Regions from separate parts of the Homo sapiens genome. Here region 2 is linked to region 1. The links are chromatin loops, found by intact Hi-C in ENCODE. Cell type or tissue: endothelial cell of umbilical vein. All regions are shown on one strand. Each heading gives the region's core, and the rest is flanking DNA. Links, peaks and the distances in the headings are about the cores only.

Region 1 (2,910 bases), core at 118-2,617:
GCCAAGGCATGCAGTGGATCATGAGGTCAGGAGATCGCGACCATTCTGGCTAACATGGTGAAACCCTGTCTCTACTAAAAATACAAAACAAAAACTAGCTGGATGTAGTGGCGGGCACCTGTAGTCCCAGCTACTGGGGAGGCTGAGGCAGAAGAATGGTGTGAACCCAGGGGGTGGAGCTTGCAGTGAGCCGAGATCACGCCACTGCACTCCAGCCTGGGTGACAGAGCAAGACTCCATCTCAAAAAAAAAAAAAAAAAAAAAAAAAAAATCAGCACTCAAAAAGGAAACATACATGGGATCAAGTCATAGAATAAACATTAGGTAGCTGGGCACACTGGTTCATGCCTGTAGTGGTAGCTACTCAGGAAGCCAAGGCAGAAGGATGGCTTGAGCCCTGGAGTTGGAGATCAGCCTAGGCAACACAGCAAGACCCCATCTCCAAAGTAAGACTAAACACCACGCACACAACCTCTCCTACCTCCCTAGCCTCCTTCTTTGCCACTGCCAGATATGTCATCACAAACCCTCCCTCGGTCTGACACAGGGCATGGGGAAGAGTAGAGACTACAGCAGGGTGGAACAGCCCACACAGTGGCCAAGACGGGAATTGGAGGCCAAGGGCTGTGTCTCCCGCTGGGCAGGCCACTTGCTCTACTGTCTTTAAGTGGTTAAGTGACTGGGCAGGGGCAAATGGGGGATTCTGATTAGAAACTGGACAATGTCATGAGAAGCAGACTGGAAAAAAAAAAAAGAAACTGGACAAGGTAGCCTAAGCGAGGTGAGTGGGTTCTGTATGCTCCCTATCAAGTAATGATAACCAATGTCTCCAGACTCCGCATATGCTGCAGACAGAGAGAGCACGCCCGCTTCAGCTCCAGTTTCAGTGATACGCGGGGTGGCCTGTAGCCCGGCAACCCACCAAAAACTAGAAAAGGTGAGTATGACTTGAAAGTCTGCAGGCATCAAAGAGATGCCAAGGCAGCCACAAATGAAGGGACCAACATTCCAAACCAAAGAGAGGCCCACTGAGGTGAGTCCACTATTCAGAGCCCCCACTCTTTCTGTCAGTGCATTTGACAATTTGGAAGGATTTGGGGGCAGTACACTGATAACTGGGAAGAAAACTCAGCAGAAAGTAGAGGCTACAGAGCTCTAGAAAGCCCCAAGGGTCTGGGGAGACAAAAAGAAGTACAGGCCTGACAGTCAGCCAGGACTTAAGGGGCCAAGATCCCAGAGAAAAGGGAGACACAGGAAATGAGCCCAACACTCTGCAAACCTGGCCGAGAAGCTGGGCTTTCAGTAGTCTCATGGCGTTAAGGAGACAAAACTTGGGCTCCAGGACACGCCAAGAAAGAGGGGCCCTGGGAAACACTCCAGGGTTTCAGATGGAACCCCCGGATGGTTACACCAGGAGCAGGAGGTTGGGGGAAGGCAGCTTCAACTGACGCTTACTGACTGAATCCCAGCCTCTGGTCACCCAGGCCCTGACTGAGCTGAGATGATCTGTCCCTACTCTGGGCATGTGCCAGATGACAGAGGGAAACTTTCTGAAGGAAGACAGCATCACCCAGCGCTTTCTACAGTTTTTCATACATAATGTCTGACTCAATTAAAAAAACAAAAATGGGCGTTATCAACAAATGAACCTAGAGAAAAAAGAAAAACAGAAATGGATCCGGAGGTGACCCATATAATAGAGTTATCAGATGCAAATGTCAACTATTCAAAAATATACTTGACAAAAGGAAAAAATTTCACTAGAGAACTAGAATAGTAAAAGGAATTAAGCAGACTCTAGAACTGAAAATTATAACTGAAATTAAGAACTCAATCTATGGGCTAAACAGCAGATTGGACACAAATGAAGAGGGGATGAGTGAGGTGGAAGATGGGTCAGTAAAAAAAATCTGGACTTTAGATTTTGGGCACAATAGCTCACACCTGTAATCCCAGTGCTTTGACATGTCAAGGTAGGAGGCTCACTTGAGGTCAGGAGTTTAAGAACAGCTTGGGCAAAATAGCAAGACCCTGCCTCTACAAAAAATTTAAAAATTAGCTGGGCACAGTGGCACATACCTATAGTCCCAGCTACTCAGAAGGCTGAGGCAGAAGGATTGCTTGAGCCCTGGAGTTTGAGGCTGCAGTGAACAGTGATCACGCGCGCCACTGCACTGCAGCCTCGGCAACAACAGGGTGCCTGTCTTTTTCTTTTTCCCCGAGACGGAGTTTCGCTCTTGCCACCCAGGCTGGAGTGCAATGGCGTGATCTTGGCTCACTGCAACCTCCGTCTCCCAGGTTCAAGTGAGTCTCCTGCCTCAGCCTCCCAAGTAGCTGGGATTACAGGCATGTGCCACCATGCCCGGCTATTTTTTGTATTTTTAGTAGAGACAGGGTTTCACCATGTTGGCCAGGCTGGTCTCGAACTCCTGACTTCAAGTGATTCACCCACCTTGGCCTCCCAAAGTGCTGGGATTACAGGCGTGAGCCACTGCACCCAGCCACCTGTCTCTTAAAAATTTTTATATACATATATATTTATATATATATATGTATGTACGTATATATATATACACACATATATACACACATGCTAGCTCATGCCTGTAATCCCAACACTTTCGGAGACTGAGGCAAGTGGATCACTTAAGTCCAGGAGTTTGAGACCAGTCTGTGCAACATGGCAAAACCCCACCTCCACTGAAAATACAGAAATTAGCCAGGTGTGGTGGCACGCACCTGTAGTCCCTGCTACTCAGGAGCTGAGGTGGGAGGATCGCTTGAGCCCAGAAGGCAGATGCTGCAGTGAGCTGAGACTGCACCACTACACTACAGCCTGGGCAACAGAGCGAGACCCTGTCCCAAAAATATACACACACACACATCCCCCACACACACACAGGCCGGACA
Region 2 (2,910 bases), core at 257-2,756, 54 kb before region 1:
TTCTCCGACACAGATTCTAGGATATCCCTTCGCTCTGGTGACAGCTAACATGTTTCCATGATGACAGTACTCAGAGTCCAGGCTTAAACTTTTTCCAAATCAAATGAAAAAGAACGAAGGTAGAGGTTGGAATATTTATTTGGTTTCAGCTGACTGAACCCTTTCTAGTACACGATACAACCTAAGTGACCTATTTATAAATGAGACAGAAATTAACTTTTTTTTTTTTTTTTTGAAACAGGATCTTGCTCTGTCACACAGGCTGAATGAAGTACAGTGGCGCAATCTTGGCTCACTACAACCTCCACCTCCTGGGTTCAAGCGATTTTCATGCCTTAGCTTCTCAAGTAGCTGGGACTACAGGCGGGTGCCCCCAGGCCTGGCTAATTTTTATATTTTTAGTAGAGATGGCGTTTGGCCATGTTGGCCAGGCTGGTCTTGAACTCCTGGCTGAAGTGATCTGCCTGCCTCAGCCTCCCAAAGTGCTGGGATTACAGACGTGAGCCACCACGCCCAGCCAGAAATTAACTTCCAATGCATGAATAATAAAGGGGTGAGGGTTGGGCCCAAAAAATGATCCTAGTGCAGGGGCTGGCAAACTAGAACCTGACGGCCAAAACCAGCCCACTGCTTGTTTCTACAAATGAATTTTATTGGAACATAGCCAGACTCATTCATTTACACGTTATTTATGGCTGCTTTTGTGCTAATGACTTGATTGGCATAAAATTATTTAATTACTCATAACTACTAAAAGCCTAAAATATTTACAATCTGGCCCTTTATAAAAACCACTTACCTACTCTCATTCTAGAGAATAAGAATGATAAACAATTTCCCATACACACAAATGGGGCATGGACTTAGCAAACAATAAGTTAATTCAGTGACTGGATAACTGTGCATACCTTTTCCACTTTAAAGAATAATTCCCATTTTCGGTAACAGCTGCTAACCACTGTTACACACGCCTGCTCAGGGGCAGATGAGCAATCTTTTGGCAGAGGGTGGGAAAGCTCCAGCATGTCCGTGTTATCTAACTTACCTTATCTTCCAAAGCAGCCATTCTCTCTTTAAGATGAAGTTGAAGCCTCTCATTAGATTCTGAAAGCAGCTTGTCAACAGTGTCTGATAAACGTTTATTATGTTCTTCGTTCATTTTTTCTCTTTGCCTTGCCTAAAGCAGGAGAAACAAAGTCTTATAAACCTCACGTAAATCCTCGATCATTATTTTAAAAGCACAAGGACCAACAGGGTGAGCCCCATGTGTGCCCTCCCCTCCCCCAGTTGCTCCCCACACTGCCATCTTGAGTGGACTTTTGCATGGTGACCAGAACCAACTCATGGACACAGGGAGCACGGGACAAGTCTTGGAAAGGTCATTAACTAGAAGGTCCCACTGCTCCTGCCACAGGACTCCTCAGGAATGTCACTAGTTGTTAACTGTCAGAGGGACTTAAGGAGCAGATTTATAGCAGATATTTAGAGGATGAGCCTGTCTCCACGCTGGTAGAGGAATTTCCCCTTGTGTAACTAAAAGCTTGGGTCTGGATTTGGGGAGGAAGGGTGAACTTAATTTACAAAGCAAAAAAGTTAAAAAGTTTGTTTTGGAAAAAAAAATTGTGCTAGAGAGACCTTCATATTTTTTCTTTATATCTTTATGTTGCTTAAATTTCTCGTAATGGAAATTTACATTCAAAAATTATAAATAATTACCTTAAGTAATTTTAATATGTAGTAACAAAACTGACATGTCTATTATTTTATAAAACCATAATCAAATTCATGGTTTAAAACCTTTGTTTCTCAAATGACAGGCAGAAAGGGACAGGAAGTGTCAGTAGGTGGCACCTGTCCAGGTGGCACCTCCATGCCCTCATCGCCCAAGTGCCCTTGCAGTGCTCAGGGGGCTCCTCCCAGGCAGGAGGCAATGGCACGGGGTTACGACGTGCACCCGAGTCATGCTGCCCAGGCAGGAGGAGACAGCCATGAGACCGCGCCATCAGCAGTGCATTCGAACCCCGTGCGCCCAATTTCTGCACTGGGAAAACATGGGTAGTGACCTCTCCTTTTCTCATAAGGTCTAACATGTAGCAACTATCATTACCTGAAAGGGTCCAGCACATCATGTGCCATACGGAGTATCGCATACTTCCTCTTGGGAAAGAAACAATATCCTTCTTTGTGCTTATTTTCCGTCAGCATTTAAATAATTTTTAAAGAACACAGCTTAAAGTTCACTGTTGTGTCTGTGAGCATGAGTGTGCATTTTGGAAGGGGAGGTGGGGACTGCCTAAAATGCACCCTCTCACTGGGAGTCGGAATCGTCGTTTCCCAGAAGCTCCTTTGATTCTCTGCAGGGCATGGCCAAGAATACAGATTTCTGGTGAAAACAAAATCTAGTAGCCTTAAATTAATGTTATAAAGTGGGCTGATGTGACGGTGCAAGAGTTCTAAAATTAGACGCTGCATGCTTCCTTTCTCCACCTACTTGTTAAAGAGAAATCTACCCCAAACCCCAGGCCTGGTACCAGCTGGCCCTGGGACTGCTCTTGCTATATCTTTTTCCTGGATGTTCCATATTGACATCCACCCAACTCTTTCAGGAAAACAATCTTAGGATTCAATGGACAGAAGTCTCCACTGCCACACTCCTTCCTAGTGCTTTTTATTGTAGCTCAATTACGGTGTTGCTCTTGCTTAGAAACATTCATTCCAACACGCCATTATGTTTGGAGTATTTTAACCTGGGACAGAGGTCAGGCCTCTGACCTGCATGTGGGAATTCAGTGCCATATCCTAGAAAAGTGGACTAGTCATTCAGGACAATGGACCTGCCTCTACATTTGCAGGGGGTAGGGGGGCCACGCCGGTACCACAGCTACCTAGAACAGTTCCCCTGATAGGCCG

Evidence for each region. A loop is a pair of places that touch in the nucleus more often than their neighbours do. Peaks named below come from ENCODE experiments on the same cell type or tissue, not always from the same donor. Only the 100,000 strongest peaks of a DNase experiment are listed, where the experiment ranks them.
Region 2: it touches region 1 in a loop (2.1-fold over the local background); 8 of 110 quality-filtered maps call a loop at or near these places.

The regions. Positions count from the first base shown.
Region 1 is chr11:70,279,880-70,282,789 of GRCh38, reverse strand. All of the region lies in intron 2 of PPFIA1 (PPFI scaffold protein A1), which reads right to left. Among named protein-coding and RNA genes, the nearest start is that of MIR548K, 2.6 kb to the left of the region's middle. In endothelial cell of umbilical vein, for the core only: no CTCF peak of the experiment used is centred there; a DNase peak (open chromatin) is centred at 1,529; H3K27ac peaks cover 1,113 bases.
Region 2 is chr11:70,333,830-70,336,739 of GRCh38, reverse strand. PPFIA1 (PPFI scaffold protein A1) reads right to left here. Exons shown (of 28, transcript NM_003626.5): 11 at 1,046-1,177. Among named protein-coding and RNA genes, the nearest start is that of MIR548K, 51 kb to the right of the region's middle. In endothelial cell of umbilical vein, for the core only: no CTCF peak of the experiment used is centred there; no DNase peak of the experiment used is centred there.